2 separate regions of the Homo sapiens genome follow, and region 2 is linked to region 1. A link is an interaction called in ENCODE POLR2A ChIA-PET data of the cell type or tissue named here. Cell type or tissue: IMR-90. All regions are shown on one strand. Links, peaks and the distances in the headings refer to the core of each region. The heading gives the core; the rest is flanking DNA.

Region 1 (9,451 bases), core at 4,598-7,097:
GAGATAAACAGTAACTGGTGCTGTCAATCTGTCACTTTCAAGAGTACTAAAATCATGAAGAATTCATAGGAAGCTGCTGTAAATGTCATCCATTTTCAAAGAAAGCTTTTAAATCAATTTTTCAAAATAATGTATATACATCAAAACTCATGGGATTTACATAATATTCTTTTTCATTGATCAAGAAACTATTATCGATGCTTACATTACTTCTGTTTTGAAATGCTAGTTAATAATGATACATATCAATAGTTTAGAAATCAAAAGTGATTTAGAAACTCAAGTCTCTCATTTTATGCTTACAATGATAATAATAACAACAGTATTTCCACCTTATATTTCTATGAAAATTTATAGTTTTTTCAAGCATTTCAAAAATATATTTCATTGAATTCACATAATGATAATCAACATAATGACCCTATCAGCTGTGAATGGCAGCAGCTGGTCCTAAATCTTTTTCTTCAGTAGAGCAAATTGTACTTACATTAAGTAAAAAATCCAAGGTCATCAAGCCAGAATATGGCAGAAGGAAAATATAAAATTTTTGTACTTCTGACCTGTGGTATTTCTACCATACCAACATAATACTTGCCTAATATGAAAAAACTTCATGTTTAAAAATCATCATTTATAATTATGATTATGAATGCATAAGAACTATAATACAATTTCAAAAATGTTTTAAGTGATAGCCATTACTACTCCACAAATTTGAGCAAATTCCATAGGCCTGAAAGATTAAAAGTAGATTCTCAATATGTTCCAGGTAGATCTATCCCAATTATTTGTCTCTGGTAAATATTTTTCATTCTTCCACTACAGTCTTTCAAAAGATAGAAAAACAACCCTTTCATTACTTCCCTGGCTGGGCTCCTTCTGGGCTAGTCATCTTCCTCACAATCACCTAAGGCTGTGATCCTAGCTTAAGAGATTCCTTTCCAATAAACTTCAAAAATCGTTTTTATATCCTGTCAAATTCCTTTGGAATTTGTTTTTGAGTTGACTGCTCTGTTCTGTGTTTAATGGAAAAAGCAAATGTAGCATAAATTATCAATTCGAAAGTTAAAATGGAAATTATTCTGTTACTATTTTAAAGGCTACCCACAGTTGATTAAAAATAAAATTATTTTCAACAAAATATTTTAGTAATCAATTGATATTAACAAAATATACACTTGAAAGATGAAAAAAAGCTGTGCCTTAATGTATCTAAACTTAGTAGGGAAAATGTTAAAGGAAAGGTTAACATACTGGTTGCAAAATAAAACATCCCATTTTCAACTGTACATTAAAAACGAAAGGAAAAAGAGCAGCGTGGGAACATATGAAAAGAAAGAAAAACGTGTAGGTGAGGCATTTTATGTAGTACCAATTTTTAGACAGAAGAATATTCATAGCACTGGTCTCCACATCCTTGGGATATGATCAATAGGTGAGTTTAAGGAAAATAAGATAAAAAACTCAATTCTTCTTCAAGTAAATTATCTTTGCTGTGTTTCATGAACCATTTTTTTAAGTAAATGTTACTTTTCTGAACACAAAACAATTCTTAATGTATAAAACTTGGAAAACAGAAAAACATAAGAAAAAATAATTACTATCATATTAATTACCTTAATATTTTGTTATTTTTTTCTTGTCTTTTGGTTAAAAAATTATATATATATGTTTATATATATTTTACTCAGAATACATACTAGATTGACAGAACTACTTATAAACTTTTTCTAGCCAAATGGCAAACACTTGATCCAAACTAAAGTGAGACTAGACTCAGTAGGTGGGACTAGACTCCGGACCAGACTATAGACTCCCCAGAACTGGGAAGAGACCCTGAAAGCATGGCTCCATAAGACATGTCTACCAGCACCATGATAGTTTACCATTGCCATTGCAATGCCCAAAAGTTACCGCCCATTTTCTAGCTAATCCTGAAAAGCCTGCTCCTTAAGCAGGAGCAGTCACAGTGCTCTAACCCTGCCATTGCCTCAATAAAGCTGTTTTCTTTTACCACCAGCCAGTTCTTGAATTCCTTCCAGGATGAAGTCAAGAACTTGCCTGTATCAAAAGCAATCCAATTTTCTCTTGACACTTCGAAAAAAAAAAAAAGAATAAGTCATGTGATGGTAAACAGATGAAGCTGACAGTTAGCTCCTACTTGTTGGATCCTCAAAACTGTCTTTTGAGTCTGATTCATCAGCTGCCCTTCTATGTTTCCTCCTTCTCCTCCCTAGGCATGATATCTTTTGGTTTAATCTAGGCAACATTTTTTTTCTGTTGCTTATATAAAATATTCAAAATGTAATATGAGGCCGGGCACGATGGCTCACGCCAGTAATCCTAGCACTTTGGGAGACCAAGGGGGGTGGATCACTTGAGGTCAGGAATTCAAAACTAGCCTGGCCAACATAGTGAAACCCCACCTCTACTAAAAATACAAAAAAAAAAAAAAAAAAAGAGCTGAGTGTGGTGGCAGGTGCCTGCAATCCCAGCTACTCGGGAGGCTGAGGCAGGAAAATCACTTGAACCCGGGAGGCAGAGGTTGCAGTGAGCCGAGATTGCACCACTGCACTCCAGCCTGGGTGACAGAGTGAGATTCCATCTATTAAAAAAAAAAAAAAAAAAGGTAATATGAATACTACATTTTTGGTTGATTTAGACTCATGCATTCATCTAAATTTAGAATTCTTACTATATGAACACTTTGTGTGTTTCTTCTTTTTATTTACATAATGAAAATGTTTATAATCACTTTCTACATACCTCAAAAGGGGTTAGTTACATTCAGTGTAAAAAATGCTTTGAATCCTTTGGAGAAATGTCTTATTATGACTTTATCTGACCAATTGCTATAGGAATTGCTTCTTCAATTTAGTATTCTTGACCTAGCATACAAATTTAAAATATATTGTAGTCATATTAAGATATGACTCAGAAACTTGTTTTCCTATTTCCTGTGTTTTTGTTTCTGTCTCCAATGTTAAGAAAAGAATACTACAATTAAGTATCTACTCAAAGGCACATGTCATTGAGGTATTTGTCGAGATTGTGGTCAGTGGACATTATACAACATTCATCTTGAATTCAGCCATTTTATATATCAGCACAGTTACCATATTTAATTTGCCAAATAACTAGTAGAGGTAAAAAAAAAAAAACCCAATCACAAAGTAAATTACAGGATAAATTTTCAATGAATTTTCACATTGGTGTTTTTAGATAATGACTGTAATCTGATATGAAACAGAAAGGGAATCCATAAAAATCTAAAGAAAAACTTACAGAAATCAAGATTAAATGAAAGACAATCCCAAGTGAGAATATACATACAGACATGCATCCACATTACTTACTTGATAGAAAATGGAGATGGATTTAGGATGAGGCAGCATCATTTGGTGGTATGATTTAGACTCAAAGTTGTAAGACTACAGCAAGTTAAGTCCCTTGTATCTGAGTTTATATTTTGCTTTGGGCCCTGGGGCTTAGGCAGTTCTATTGCCAGGAACACTCCTGTTGGTTTAAATCTCAATTCACCTCCCCTTTCATTCTTATTCTTGTACTGCAGTTCTAGTAACTGGAGTTTTTGTCTCCTAGCTCATTATCTGAGGCCTTGTTCTATACCTTCCAGATGTTCATTCTACTAGATGTACATAAAGGCCTCTGTCCCAAATGTGAGCACTGCCCTTCCTCATCCAGATGGCTGAATTTCTGCTGCATGCTTATCACAATAGAAGCACTCTGCCCGCCCACCCAAATGGTCTTCTAAGAACAGTGTTGCCAGCCTAGTGTCCATTGATTCTTCACATATCAGGAATCTTGCAATTTTATCTTGAGTTCTTTGTTGTTTAATTTTGCATGTCAACTTTCAGGCTGAACTTTGTCTAATAACAATTATAAACAATTACAATTAAGTGCCACATAATGACGTTTTGGTCAATGACATACCACATGTACAACAGTGATACTGTAAGATCATAATACCGTGCTTTTAGTGTACCTTTTCTGTGCTTAAATATGGTTAGAAAAACAAATATCATGTTAAAATTACTTATGGTATTCAGCATAGTAACATACTGTACATGTTTATAGCCTAGGAGCATTTGTGTCATATAACATAGGTGTGTCATAGGCTATACCATCTGAGTTTGTGTAAATACACTTTGTGATATTTGTGCAATGACAAAATTGCCTAATGATACATTTCTCAAAGCACACTTTTGTTGTTACATGACACATGACTATATATATATACATATATATATATACACACAAGTCAATATTTAGGACAGATTCAGTGTCTTCTTCCTAGTTTGATTTGGAGTTGCCTCCACCCCCTCTATCCAGCAGTTATGAATAAGTTACATAGCTCATTGAAATGTGATATGGCTAAAAGAAGGGGAGAGAAGGGGGTAGAGGGAGGAGGAGAGTTTTTATCCTCTGGTTTTAATTATGACCATGAAAAGAAATGACTTAACTACTCAGTATAGAATATTATGACTGCCTCTTCATTCATGGCAATACAGTAATTTCAGCTTCTTTGCAGATAGCAACGTAGATAGACAGCAGATAGGTAGACAGATAGATGCATACATACATATAAACATATGTCTTATATAAATACATAGAAAAATGGGTTGTTTTTTTAGATAGATGGATGGCTAGATAGATGATATGTAGATGATAACTAGCTATACAGAAAGGTATAATCAAAGATGTTGATATCTCTGACTTCCTATCAGTTCTGTTAATTTCCTGTTCTTCACTGTTGTGTCAGAAGATATCTTTGCAACGATTCTTAAACTATTTAGTAATCATCCTAGTATCCACAAAGGTCAAAAGCAACGAACGACATGATTAGATTTTTCTTGAGTTATAGGTTCAATTCTGTTTTTATGTACGTACTATACACAGATATGCATTCGAAATGGTTAAAGAATCATTTGAAAGTGAAACGTTTGAAAATATTTTGAACTTTCTATGAAATAGAAAGTTGGTAGCATGGTGAAGCCCATGGAGAACTAGACTTTGAGTGAAGATATTTGAATTTTTCCAGCATTACTACTAACTAGCATTATGACTACACTTGACTAAATGAATTTTCTCATTTATAAAAGAGTTGTCCTTAAAATGTTACCTCAGGGCCGGGCGTGGTGGCTCACGCCTGTAATCGCAGCACTTTGGGAGGCCAAGGCGGGCAGATCACCTGAGGTCGGGAGTTCAAGACCAGCCTGACCAACATGGAGAAAGCCCGTCTCTACTAAAAATACAAATTGGCTGGGCCTGGTGGCGCATGCCTGTAATCCCAGCTACTTGGGAGGCTGAGGCAGGTGAATCGCTTGAAGCCGGGAGGCAGAGGTTGTAGTGAGCCAAGATGACACCATTGCACTACAGCCTGGGCAATGAGAGCAAAACTTGGTCTCAAGAAAAAATAAAGTTACATCAATTTTGACATTCCGTGTTTTCTATAAATTGGTTAATATTCTAAAGTTCCATTATAAGACCTCATAAATGAAATAACCTGAATAATATCACTCTTTCATGGTATATTTTAAAATATATTTCATTTTATACACATTATTTGTATTTTGTGTTAATTGTACTCTACTTTCCCTGAACATAATCTTGGTGTGGAGCTGGGGTTGTCCATTATGCAAAAAAGAAATTTTAAATTTAGATTTGACTTTTTAAAATATGCTATCAATTAGAACCACACAATGCTACATAATGATATTTCCAACAGATGTTATGTAAAATATAGTACTATAACTACTGAATATTCAAGCACATATAGTGCAAATCTTGCAAAATTCTTAGTGACACTTTGAAAAAAATTAGAATGTTTATAAGAAGCAATACAAATTAACATGAATTCTTTGTTCCAACCACTACAGAAAGAAATATAAGACTCTGACTGTTTTTATAGTATGTGTATAAACTGTATAATAAGCTGATGTCTTTAAGGTAAACAGAAAAGTGTATGATGTCAGTAGCATCTGTACTTCAATTTTTTTTTCGAACACTAGTAATTAAATTTCACTACTCCATCCACATTCTCTTAGGCACTCTTTCTTATGACAGAGTTATGACCACAGATTGCATGCTTGGGACAAGGAAAAACATCATCATTTAGGAATGCAATCAAATTCATGACTTTCTAAGTGCATCATGTTCTAACCAACACAGTTAAGTAGGTAAAGGAAAACTCAGGATAGAATACACCCTTGACAGTCACCATGGTACACCCTGAGACTGTGGCAAATCCCTAAATTTGTAAACATTATTATTATTAAATATATTTTCTTGCACAAAAGGCAGTAAAGTAAAACAAAAAATAAAATAAATATTCTTTATTTTGTCCTCTCTTTAAACTGTGGAATTCCTATTTATTCTTCATATCTCACCTTTTCCATGGAGAAATTTCTGGCCAATGCTTAGTTTAGATATCAAAGTTTTATAAAAATCATCTAATCTTAGAATTATCGTCATAGCTTGTTACTAATTTCTTGCTTAATAGCTGTTCCATAGCTGCAGGCTTCTTGAATTCATGGATCAAGTCAGCACCATTTTAGCACTCCTCACAGAATTGATTATTAGGTATTTCTTTTGGATGAACAAATGAATAACTCACAATATGCATGTGATTTATGAAAATAGTGGTAAGTAATAAAAATAAAATTAAGTTGATATGCAGCTTCTGGGCAGTAGCTAGGTCCACTCACTAGTAACCAACTTACATCTGAGCATCAGTCTTAGTAGACACAGTATTTTTCATAGTTGTGACCAAAAATTGTATAAATTTGTACAAATCATGTTCCTTGTTGAGGGCCTGTGAATACTTAAAACTGTGACCGTCCTATGCCTATGTCCACAGCCTATTATACGAAAGCAAAATTTTGCCATTTACTAGTTTTGTGGTCATAAGCAAGTTGTTCTGCATCCAGAGACCACAGTTTCTTCATCTGCAAAATGAATATTATAATTCTTTCTATGTTTAAAAACCCATGTGTTATTCTCAAAAATTGAATAAATTAATTTGTATAAAAATGTCTTGAGGAGCACTCTACAACTGTATGGTGTTTGCATAAACTGTGATTAGAGCATGATGCCATAGTTATTTCAAAGAGAGTTGTAGCTGCGATGTTGTCTGCTTGAGGAAAGATAAACAAGCATCTGTTATTTCATAGCTATTTCATTCCAGTTTTCAGCAGACTACTAATGATTGCAATCAATGAATCTATAAAGAGGCTTGTGCCACAGAACACGTGATACAGGTTTACCTGGCTGAGAGCCATTCTAAGAAGCAGAATTCGTCACAGGCTTGCAGATCCAAAGGTTTTGAAGGAAGGAAAACCTCCTTAGAAATACAATACTATTGTTCATATTAAAGATTGAGATAGCTCCCATGGCAACAGTTTTTTACTACATACAATCCTTTTTAAAAAATATTTGAACGTTTATGCAATAAATTCAAATGCAAAAACCAATTAACTGTATATCCCATAATCAAATAATTTTTCAAGCGAGTGACCCAAATTTCAAGAGGCTTTGAAAGCACTACCAAAGTGAAATGGAACAAGTGAAGTATTTGATGTCAGCAGAGGAAACATTTTCATTGTTTTTTCAGGCACAAATAGAGTTGCATAATATTATGTAACTTACTAAATATATCCAGGTTATACTAATCATGCTTTTTAAGTCACCAGGATGACTATAGCTTAGTATGTATCAAGCATAGGAGATTTAGTTTGAGAAAGACATCAAGGAGCGTTGGTTCCCATAGGTATTAGAGGTAGAGGTCTCTTTAAATGCCTTTAAAAACTAGCTGTGGTTTCTTAGGTAAACTAATTAAACCCTTGGGGTTTTGTGTTGTTTTGAGAAAAAAATGCCAGGTATGGAGTCTGCACTGTGTTCATCCCACAGCAGAAGCTCTTGTTATTTGTGTGTCCTCTGGGTCAGGAATCATCTTTACATATACCACATGTCCTGTTCTCATGTATCCACTTGCTGGTTAGACAAAGGCATCTACCAATAAACCAAACACATGAGCAATGTAGCTTATTATTATCATAATAATCTATCACTAAAAGATTATGTCTTTAATTATAATATTGTTCCTATGGAGTATGACACAGTGATGGCTGAGGTGCTAATTCAACTGAATGCCAAGGCACAAGAGGCCAGGTAGTGCATATGACTTCAGGAACCCTGGAAATGTTCCTCATCCATGGACAATCCTGGATGCTTTTGCTTATCATTTTTGTTAGCATTTAAAACTAAACTGATATATCCAAGTATCTTTTCTTCCTCTTGAGAATGCAAATACCCTGGGAGGATGCCCCCTACAGAATGGTTTCAGTACAAATCAAGAATCTTAGAGCTGGGCACGGTGGCTTACACCTGTACTCCCAACACTTTTGGAGACCAAGGTGGGAGGATCGCTTGAGTACAGGAGTTTAAGACCAGCCTGGGTCTCATGTCTACACTGTGTGTGTGTGTGTGTGTGTGTGTGTGAATGTGTGTGTGTGTGTGTGTGTGTGTATGTATGTGTGTATATACATATTTTTTTTTAATTAGCCTGGTGTTATGGCACATACCTATAGCCCCAGCTACTCACATCACTGCACTCTAGCCGATAGAGGGAAACCTCATTTCAAAAAAATAAAATAAAATAAAATAAAATAAAACCTTATAGCAGGATTTGATAGGAATGTGAGAAGAAGGGCTGTGTGCTGTAGGTATATGGCCATATGGTAGTGCATGAATAAACAATTAGCCGGGCGTGGTGGCACGCACCTGTAATCCCAGCTACTCAGGAGGCTGAGGGAGGAGAATTGCTTGAACCCAGGAGGTGGAGGTTACACTGAGCCAAAACTGCGCCACCGCACTCCAGCCTGGGTGACAGAGCGAGACTCCATTTCAAAAAAAAAAAAGAAGATTAGAATTCTTTTGGAAAGTTTATTTTTGACAGCAGCTGTTAAGCCCTCTGTAAGAACTGTTTTCACGTCAAAATTACTAGGTAAATAAAGTTCTGTTTATCTTTAATCTTTGGTTTCCAAGGGTAATTTCTTTTGTAACTACTTTGAAGAAATGTTAGCTGATAATAGTAGACATCAGTTCATTAAAGTGAGTGATGTCATGGAGAGAAAACTTTTAATGAACATCATCTACTAATGTATTGATTTTTGTCAGGCATTATCTTGTTACCAGAATTTAGCGAGCCATACATACTTTTTGTTGTTGTTGAGATGGAGTATCGCTCTGTCGCCCAGGCTGGAGTGCAGTGGTGTGATCTTGGCTCACTGCAACCTCCACCTCCCAGCTTCAAGTGATTCTCCTGCCTCTGCCTCCTGAGTAGCTGGAACTACAGGCATGTGCCACCACGCCCAGCTAATTTTTATATTTTTAGTAGAGATGCGGTTTCACCTTGTTGACAAGGCTGGTCTTG
Region 2 (9,451 bases), core at 4,166-6,665, 1.1 Mb after region 1:
GGAACAAGAATTTTGAAATGTTATGTTAGTTGTTTTACGGTATGTTGCTGAGCGTATGCGTGTGCACGGTTGGTGTTAAGAAGGGCGTATAATCTGCTGGGCTTTCTCTATTGTTGATTGTTGCTAATAATTCTCTGGTTGAAGAAAAATATTTCCTTTTCAGGAACGTATTGGGAATATATTTGAGGTGAGTAAAGGTATATATTCTTTTTTGTGCTTGGGCAGAAGTACTGAGTTTTTACTGTTTAATTGTAATAACATAAATCTAAACTATTGATACATTTTGCGTATTTATGTGTATATCTATGTGTATAGAAAGTGATACATATGAATTGAAGCTGATTACTGCTTCAGAAAAGATTTGTTGGCTAGGTAATATATTCACGTTGTTCAAAATTCATAAGTATTCTCTCCCCTACCCCTACCCCTACCAAGTTACTTTCCTAGAGCTAACCACTGTCATCAGTTTTCTTTGTATCCTTCCAGATATTTTATATATATAAAAGTAATTAAGTGTATACTTTACACCCTCTCCCCAGTATTGTTTTAAATACAAATATTAGGGTACTAGTCACTTTGATGTGTTTTGCTGTTTTTACCTTATATATTTTACATCTTCTCACATCTACACAAAGAGCTTTCTTTTTTTTTTTTCAGACGGAGTTTTTGCTCTTGTTGCCCAGGCTGGATGGTAATGGCATGATCTTGGCTCACTGCAGCTTGCACCTCCTGGTTTCATGTGATTCTTCTGCCTCAGCCTCCTGAGTAGCTGGGATTACAGGTGCCCGCCACCATGCCTGGCTAATTTTTTTGTATTTTGAGTAGAGACGGGGTTTCCTCATGTTGGCAGGGCTGGTCTCGAACTCCTGACCTCAAGTGATCTGCCCGCCTTGGCCTCCCAAAGTGCTGGGATTACAAGCGTGAGCCACCACGCCCGGCCTCTTTTTTTTCTTTTAAATGGCTGCAAGACATTTTACTGTATTGGTACTCCATAGTTTAACCGGTCCCTTCATTGATGGATATTCAGGTTGCCTCAGTCTGTGGCTGTGGCAATGTTGAGTGAATAACCTTGGTACATAGATCATTCCCTATGCATAAAAGGATATCTGTATGATAAATAAATAATTGGAATTGCTGGGTCAAAGGATACGTGCATTTGTAAATAATTAGGGTAGTGACTGCCAGACTGACTTCACAGAGGCTGTACCGGTTTACATTCCTGCTCTCAATGTGTCTCTGCCCATGTTCTTGCCAACATAGTGTTACCAAATGTTTTGCTCTTTGATAATCTGCTAGTGAAGATATTACTTTAGTGTCTTTCTGATTTCTTTTTTATTTTGAATAAGATCGAGCATCTTTTTGTATATTTAAGTCATTTCTTCTTAGCGGACTTTTATTTTGGGCACTTCCATTTTTTATTGTGCTGTAATTTACATAAGGCAAAGTATACACTTGTAGATGTATAACTCAGTAAACTTTCTTTTAGTTGAGGTATGATTTACTTTCAATAAAATGAACAGATGTTAAGTGTACTGTTTTGATGAGTTTTAACAGCTCATGTAAAACTGACCATGTAACCCACCCCAGTCAAGATTTAGAACATTTCCATCACTCAGAAAATTTCCTCAGGCCCCATTTTGTTTTTCCTTCTCTCCATCTTAGACAATCAGTTTTCTAATTTCTGTTACCATAAATTAGTTGTGCCTATGATTTTTTAAAATTAAAACATATTATCCACCCTTGTAACTACCAACAAAATTGAGACATGGAACATTTCATGCCTTCCGGCAGGCAGGCTCCCTTGTCCATTCTTCCAGTCAGTATCTTGCCCACCAAAGGTAACCACTGTATTGACCTGTGTTCACTAGAGACTGGTCATGTAAATCTGTGCTTCATCATTTATTGTATCAAGCAGTAGTTTCTTTTTCATTGATACACACGCATAAGTGTAATACTACTATCTATTTTACTCTTTGGACAGATATGTGGCGTTTTCAACATTGCGCTATTCTGAATAAAACTGCTGTGAACATTCTAAAGCACTTAACATCTTTTTGGTGTATTAGAAATGAAATTGATAATAGGATGTAGATATATGTTTAACTTTAGAAACTGCTATAACCATTCCTCAAAGTGATTGTGCCAGTCTGCTCTTTCACTAGCAGTGTTTGTAAGTTCTAGTTGCTCTGTGTTTTTGTCAACACTTAATATTTTTAGTTCTTTTTTAGTTTCAGCTATTTGAGTGGGAGTGTGTGGTGTCTCATTGTGGTTATAATTTGAATTTCCTTGGTGACAAATGATGTTGAGAATATTTTCATGTGCTTATTGTTGATATATGATTCTTAACTGGGTGATGGGTCTTAGATTTTTTTTTTTTTTTTGAGTCAGAGTCTCACTCTGTCACCCAAGCTGGAGTTCAGTGGCATGATCTTGGCTCACTGCAACCTCTACCTCCCTGGTTCAAGCGATCCTCCTGCATCAGCCTCCCGAGTAGCTGGGATTATAGGCATCCACCATCATGCCTGGCTAATTTTTATATTTTTTTGCAGAGATGGGGTTTCACCAAGTTGGCCAGGCTGGTCTCAAACTCCTGACCTCAGGTGATCCACCCGCTTCAGCCTCCCAAAGTGCTAGGATTACAGGCGTGAGCCACCGCGCCTGGCCAATTAGTGCCTTTTATGTAGGGTTTGACATTATTAGTGCTGAGTTCAGAATCTTTTACTTGCATTTGAGTCACTGAAAAGTGTAATTAACCTAACTGGCTCATAATGTAAATAAAAATGTGAGATATGTGTGGGAAATAACCTGTTTGCTGACTGCTTGTAGAAGTCTTTTTTTCAGTCAGGGTTTTGGGGAAAAGAGAACTTAAGGGGTAGCATGTAAACTAGCTAAAAGAAACACATGGGAAAGCAAGGAGTCAAGGACTGGCACAGGGGTTATCTAAGATGATAGGCAAAACAGTCAGAGAAACAGGAAAACAAATTAGACTATAACAAATGGAAAATTATGCTGTTAAGCATTTACCAAATTTCCAAAACGGAAACACAACAAACCTAGGTGTGTTTGTGTACATTTGTGTATCTAAGATTAACTGGCTTTGTTTTAGTACTTGATATAAATTTTTTTACATTTCTAGAGAATGTTTTAGATCTTTATTTTTTTTTTTTTTGAGACAGAGTTTCACTCTGTCACCCAGGCTCGAGTGCAGTGGCGTGTTCTCGGCTCACTACAACCTCCGTCCTCTGGGCTCAAGCAGTCCTCGCATCTCAGCCTCCCAAGGAGCTGGGACCTCAGGTATGCACTACCATGCTTGGCTAACTTTTGTATTTTTAGTAGCGATGTGGTGTCACCATGTTGGCCAGGCTGGTCTCGAACTCCTGACCTCAGGTGATCCACCCTCCTCAGTCTCCCAAAGTGTGTGGATTACAGGTGTGAACCACCACGCCTGGGCTAGAATGTTTTAGCTCTTTATAAACATGTTTTATGATTTAGGACTGAGTTTCAAATAATAAAAAATAATCGAGAGCTTGAAGAAAAAGAATTCATTGGGAAGTATCCCATCAAACCCAGTGCAAGTAATATATCCTGGAATTGGAAGCAGAATGGGAACTATGGACTCAGTGAAGATTGTTCTGGACATTATTTGATTCTTCTTTCTCGCTGCCAATTGGATACTTTTTTTTTTTTTTTTGAGACAGAGTCTCGCTCTGTCGCCCAGGCTGGAGTGCAGTGGCGCAATCTTGGCTCACTGCAAGCTCAGTCTCCCGGGTTCGCGCCATTCTCCTGCCTTGGCCTCCTGAATAGCTGGGACTACAGGCGCCTGTCACCACGCCCAGCTAATTTTTTGTATTTTTAGTAGAGATGGGGTTTCATCGTGGTAGCCAGGATGGCCTAGATCTCCTGACGTCATGATGCACTACCATGACGTCCTCCCAAAGTGCTGGGATTACAGGACTGAGCCACTGCGCCCTACCAGATACTTCTACTTACATGGTTTGCAAAGCAGCTAAACAAGGCCTCCAACAGCTCTTCAATTTACTTGTTATTTGAGCTTCTTGAGAAAGTACTATTATTTTGTTCCCTCTTGCTCCATTTTCCCCACTCTTTATTGGATTAAGTAATGTGCTCAGGGTTACATGCAAATCTAGCTGTCTAGCCTTGCTCTTCACCACTACTTTATATTAAGTTAAATTAAACTATGAGGTTAAATGCATTAATGTGGTGGTATTAACGACCTTGACCTATTAATATAGCTTAAAAAATTTTTAAACAAATAGACATCCTAAATTTTACTGCAAAAACGTAGCATCCTTATGAAGATGCAAAACTAGTGTCTTGAAACTCAGGGGCCAGCATCGCTTCACTTGGAAACAGTGGCCATCATTAGTCTTTACTAAGCCCTGTGCATCAGGTGGCAGCAGGGACATTACTTATTTAGGACTTTCGTAGGAGCTGGTACTTTGTAACACTTAACGCTGATTATAATTATTTACTTGGATGACTTTTTTCTTTTCCTACCTGATTTTTGCACACTGACATATCTTTAGTGCTTCAAAGGGGTGCTATAAATTTGGTGCTTATTTTAAGAAAGAAGAGAGAATGGATATAAAAACTCATGCTGCTGAAAATGTGATGAGAATTTTGTGTCTTGGTTTTTCAAGTAGTTATTTTGATCAAGCTTGTCATTTATATGTGTATAAATTATATATATTGACTTTTCTATAGTATTTCTTTTAAATAAATCATACAGTTCTCACAACAGCATTGAATGTACTTTATTTTAAAATAGAGGGCCCTTATTTTATAAAATGTATACTCCAGTTGTGGTATAAGTGGTAATTTCCTTACCATTTTTAAGGTAATCTTTTTAGCATTAGAGAATTGATATAATTTCAAGTAGCTACTTCTTTCAGTATTGGAAGTGAGCTATTTACTTTCCTCAGCAGCAGGAGAATCAGCCTCAGCTTTTTAAACCTATGGTAGAAACTGATTTCTCTCTTTTTTTTTTTACCCATTGAGAAAATCCAGCTGAGTTCCACATAAGTAAAAACTGTCTTTACCACTGCAGGAATTAAAAATAAAAAATTCTTCTTGTTCTTTTTACATTTTAGGAGAATTAAAACTTTTAATAGGGTATCTCTACATTGAGGCTCTTTGAATGCTAATAATTTTAGAGACCATATTGTATTTATTATAGCTTAGTTTTGGAGGTGGGAAAATACGTCCATTTAGTGGCCTTAGTAGTTTAATGTGGCCCGCAGGATGGATGTTTCTCTTCTTGATTTATATTGTTTATAGAAGAATGATATCTCTTTAATATTACTTGAGGGGCTGGGGAGGTTAGGTTAATTTCTTGGGTTTATATAGCCTTAGGGCTGTTAGTAGTGTCCAATTTTCTTTAATCTAGAGGTGCTCAAACAGAATCCCTAAAGCGCCACAGATGATTTTCTAATCATATCTATATGCAGGTCTGTCAGCTTCTTAGCTCTTCCTGGTTACTGCTGCTGAAATGTCTCCTGGGAGCAACACCATAGCAACAGGATTTTCAGGGTCTAATATATAATATGAAATTTAGGAGTATACCATAGGGATGAATGGCTCTTCTGTCAGTTGTAGTCTTGTTTTAAATTCCTATATTGGCCGGACGTGGTGGTTCACGCCGGTAATCCCAGCACATTGGGAGGCCGAGGCGGGCGGATCATGAGGTCAGGAGTTCGAGACCAGCCTGGCCAACATGGTGAAACTCCGTGTCTACTAAAAATACAAAAATTAGCTGGGCATAGTGGTTCGCACCTGTAATCCCAGCTACTGGGGAGGCTGAGGCAGGAGAATGGCTTGAACCCAGGAGGGTAGAGGTTGCAGTGAGCCAAGATTGTGCCACTGCACTCCAGCCTGGGCGACTGAGCAAGACTGTCTTAAAAAAAAAAAAAAAAAAGAAAAGAAACAAATCCTATATTTACAGTGGAATTTGCAGCAGGGTTTTTTTTGTTTTTGTTTTTGTTTTACTTTTTATTTTTTAGAAATAATGTTATAAAAACTATCCAGTTCTTCATGTAGATTGTTTTATTGAAAACTACCGTGGTGGGACCTTAAGATATATGAGATAGCCTCACAGTTTTCCAACCTACCTATGAGCAAACCTATTAGCCTTGGGGGTGGGGGGAAACAACTAAAATAAAACACTTAACGAGGATAGTATTTATGATCTTCAAACAAACTTCATTGAGCTGTACTTTACATATGATAAAATGCATTCATTTGAGGTGTATTTGAATAATATACAAATGTATATACCTGTGCAACTACCACAATTTAAGACGAAGATCACGTATAAAACTGGAAAAGTTCCCTTGTTCCCAATTGCAGTTAGTCCCCTTTGGCACGCCCATCCCAGGAAACGGCTAATTTGCTTTCTAACACTGCAGGTTAGTTTTGCTTCTTGAGAAATTTCATATGAATGGAATTCCATTCCATTTTGTGGTAGGGAGAATAAAGATCCCTCTAAGACATCCATACTCTAATTCCCAGAACCTGTGGGTATTTAACCTTCCATGGCAAAGGCATTTTACACATGTGATTAAGAGCCTTGATGCAGAGAGTGATGCCAAGGTAATCCTCATTTAAACCAGCAAGGTCACTTATAACCCAGAGTGTTCTGAATTGAGTACAAATGTGCTATTTCTTTATGTTAAATTCAGAATTTTATAGTATTATATACTAAATCATGCCAGCAAGTCTAATCTCATCATACAGATCCTTAAAATCTGTAGTGAGAGGGTGATAGGACTAATGACTGCTGAAGAATGGTCAGATGCACACATTTCTTGGCTTGGAAGATGGAGGACGAGGCCCTGAGCCAAGGGAATGCTGGTGCCTCCAGAGTCTAGAAAAGTCAAAAGAAACTAATCTGCTTTAGGAGCCTCCGGAGAGGAAATTTTTTTTTCTTTTTGTTTTTTGAGATAGAGTCTCATTCTGCTACTTAGGCTGGAGTACAGTGACACAATCACAGCTCACTCCAGCTTTGACCTCATGGGCTCAAGCAGTCCTCTTACCTCAGCCTCCCAAAGTGGGATTACAGGTGTGAGACACTGTGCCTGGCCCAGAGAGGAATGATTACACCTGTTTACACCTTCATTTTAGCCCAGTGAGACCTGTGTCAGACTTGTAACTTACAGAACTACAAATTAACAAATTTGTGTTGTTTTAAGCTACTACGTTTGTGGTAATTCATCATCTAGCAAGAGTAGAAAGTGATACATACACTGTGTATTTTGTGCTTGACTTGTCCCTCCTTGAATTGTCATTTTGTTGTGCGGATGTAGCACAATTTTTTGTCCATTCCCAGTTGATGGATATTTGTGTTGCTTCCAGCTTTGAGCTATATTCTAGTGTATAGTAGTATATAGAAACTAGTATCTCCTTGTGTTTTAGTTTTTACTTCTGAGGACATTCATACATCTTTTTGTGAACTGTTCAAATATTTTGCTCCTTTGAAAATTTGGGTCATATGTCCTCATGTAATTGTTGTGGCATTCTTTTTTATATTCCAGACACAAGTGTTTTGTCAGAATTTTATATATATATATATAAATGTATGTGTGTGTATATATATATAAGTGTGTGTGTGTGTGTGTGTGTGTGTGTGTATGTATATATATAATTTTTTTTTTTTGAGATGGAGTCTCACTCTGTCCCTAGGCTGCAATGGCGTGTTCTTGGCTCACTGCAACCTCTGCCTCCTGGGTTCAAGGGATTCTCCTGCCTCAGCCTCCCGAGTAGCTGGGATTACAGGCGCCCGCCACCACACCTGGATAATTTTTGTGTTTTCAGTAGAGACGGGGGTTTTGCCATGTTGGCCAGGCTGGTCTCAAACTCCTGATGTCAGATCCGCCCTTCTTGGCCTCCCAAAGTGCTTAGATTACAGGCGTGAGCCACCATGCCTGGCCTATATGTCTTGATTTTTCATTCCTTTCGTGCCTTTTTTTTTTTTTTTTTTTTTGGTAGAGTAGAAGTTTCACGTTTTCATGAATTCTAGGTTTTTTTTTTTTAATGGTTTCTGTTTTTTTTTGTTCTAAGAAAGTTTATCCTGTATTTCTATTTAGAAGTTTTAGAGTGTTAGCTTTTAGATTAAAAAATGGTTTACTTTTTTTATTTTGAGATGGAGTTTCACTCTTGTTGCCCAGGCTGGAGTGCAATGGTGCAGTCTCGGCTCACCACAACCTTCACCTCTCGGGTTCAAGTGATTCCTGTGCCTCAGCCTCCCGAGTAGCTGGGATTACAGGCATGTGCCACCACGCCTGGCTAATTCTGTAATTTTAGTAGAGATGGGGTTTCTCCATGTTGGTCAGGCTGGTCTCGAACTCCTGACCTCAGGGGATCCGCCCTCTTCCCGGAGTGCACGGATTACAGGCATGAGCCACTGCAGCCGACCAAAACTGATATAATTTTTGTGTATGGTATGAGGTAAAAGTTGAAGTTCATTTTTTTTTCTATGTGACTATTCAGTTGTTTTCGTACCATTTCTTGGAAAAAAGAAAAAAACTATCTTTCTCCTTTTGAAAGTCCTTAGTATCCTTTAAGATCAGCTTTCCTTATGTATTCACATTATTTATAGACAATGACTATTTATTTATTCTTTTAAATTCATACACCTTTTGTTTCCCAAATTAAATTTCTTTCATAGATACAGAACAACATAGATCAAAAAAATCTTGAGTCATTTTTGGTAACTCATGTCTTTCAAAGGAGTTTTATTTCTTAAAGAAATTATTAGCTTAATATTCTTTCAATTAATGTGGAGTCTGTGGCTATGTTTTTTTATTTTTCATAATTCACAATACAAATCTTGATCAGTTTAGTGAGAGGTATCAGTTTTATTGATTTGTTCAAAAGACAGTTTAGTTTCACTGCTTTTTCAGTGTTGTGTGTCTGTTTTCTGTTGCATTGATATTAGCGCTTTCTTTGTTTAATTTGCCCTTTTTCTAGCTTCTTAAACTTAGATCAGTGATCTCAAATTCGTTTTGTTTGTGAAATAGTGCCCTTAAGGTGTTGCTTTAGCTGCATTTTACTATTTTTGGTACGCTCTTCTCTTTTCATATACTTCAGAATGATTTTTAATTTTCATTGTGATTTCTTCTTTGAGCCTTTGTTTACTTTAGGAATATGTTTATCTGATTTCAAATATTTGGTAACTTTGTATGGGACTTTTCTTTGTAGCCAGAGAAAATACTCTGTGATTTAAATCTTTTAGATTTGCATCTGTTTTGTTCTCTGTGTGTGATCTCTTTTGTTAATGTTTTATTTGCACTTCAGTATTTTGTATTATTTTTATCGGATGTTTTCTGTAAATACGAGTCCAGTTTGTCAAGTGTTTAGATCTTCTGTGTTATTAATTTTTAGTTTTATTATTTACAGAGAGAAGGGTGTTAATCTCCAACTCTAAATATGATTT

The links. Peaks named below come from ENCODE experiments on the same cell type or tissue, not always from the same donor. Only the 100,000 strongest peaks of a DNase experiment are listed, where the experiment ranks them.
Region 2: POLR2A ChIA-PET joins it to region 1 with 5 read pairs; 2 of 35 experiments call an interaction of 5 or more read pairs at or near these places.

Annotation. Positions count from the first base shown.
Region 1 is chr3:178,301,589-178,311,039 of GRCh38, reverse strand. The region is part of intron 2 of LOC105374235 (a long non-coding RNA gene); the gene reads left to right. Among named protein-coding and RNA genes, the nearest start is that of LINC01014, 110 kb to the left of the region's middle. In IMR-90, for the core only: no CTCF peak of the experiment used is centred there; a DNase peak (open chromatin) is centred at 6,089.
Region 2 is chr3:177,154,714-177,164,164 of GRCh38, reverse strand. All of the region lies in intron 1 of TBL1XR1 (TBL1X/Y related 1), which reads left to right. Among named protein-coding and RNA genes, the nearest start is that of TBL1XR1, 38 kb to the left of the region's middle. In IMR-90, for the core only: no CTCF peak of the experiment used is centred there; no DNase peak of the experiment used is centred there.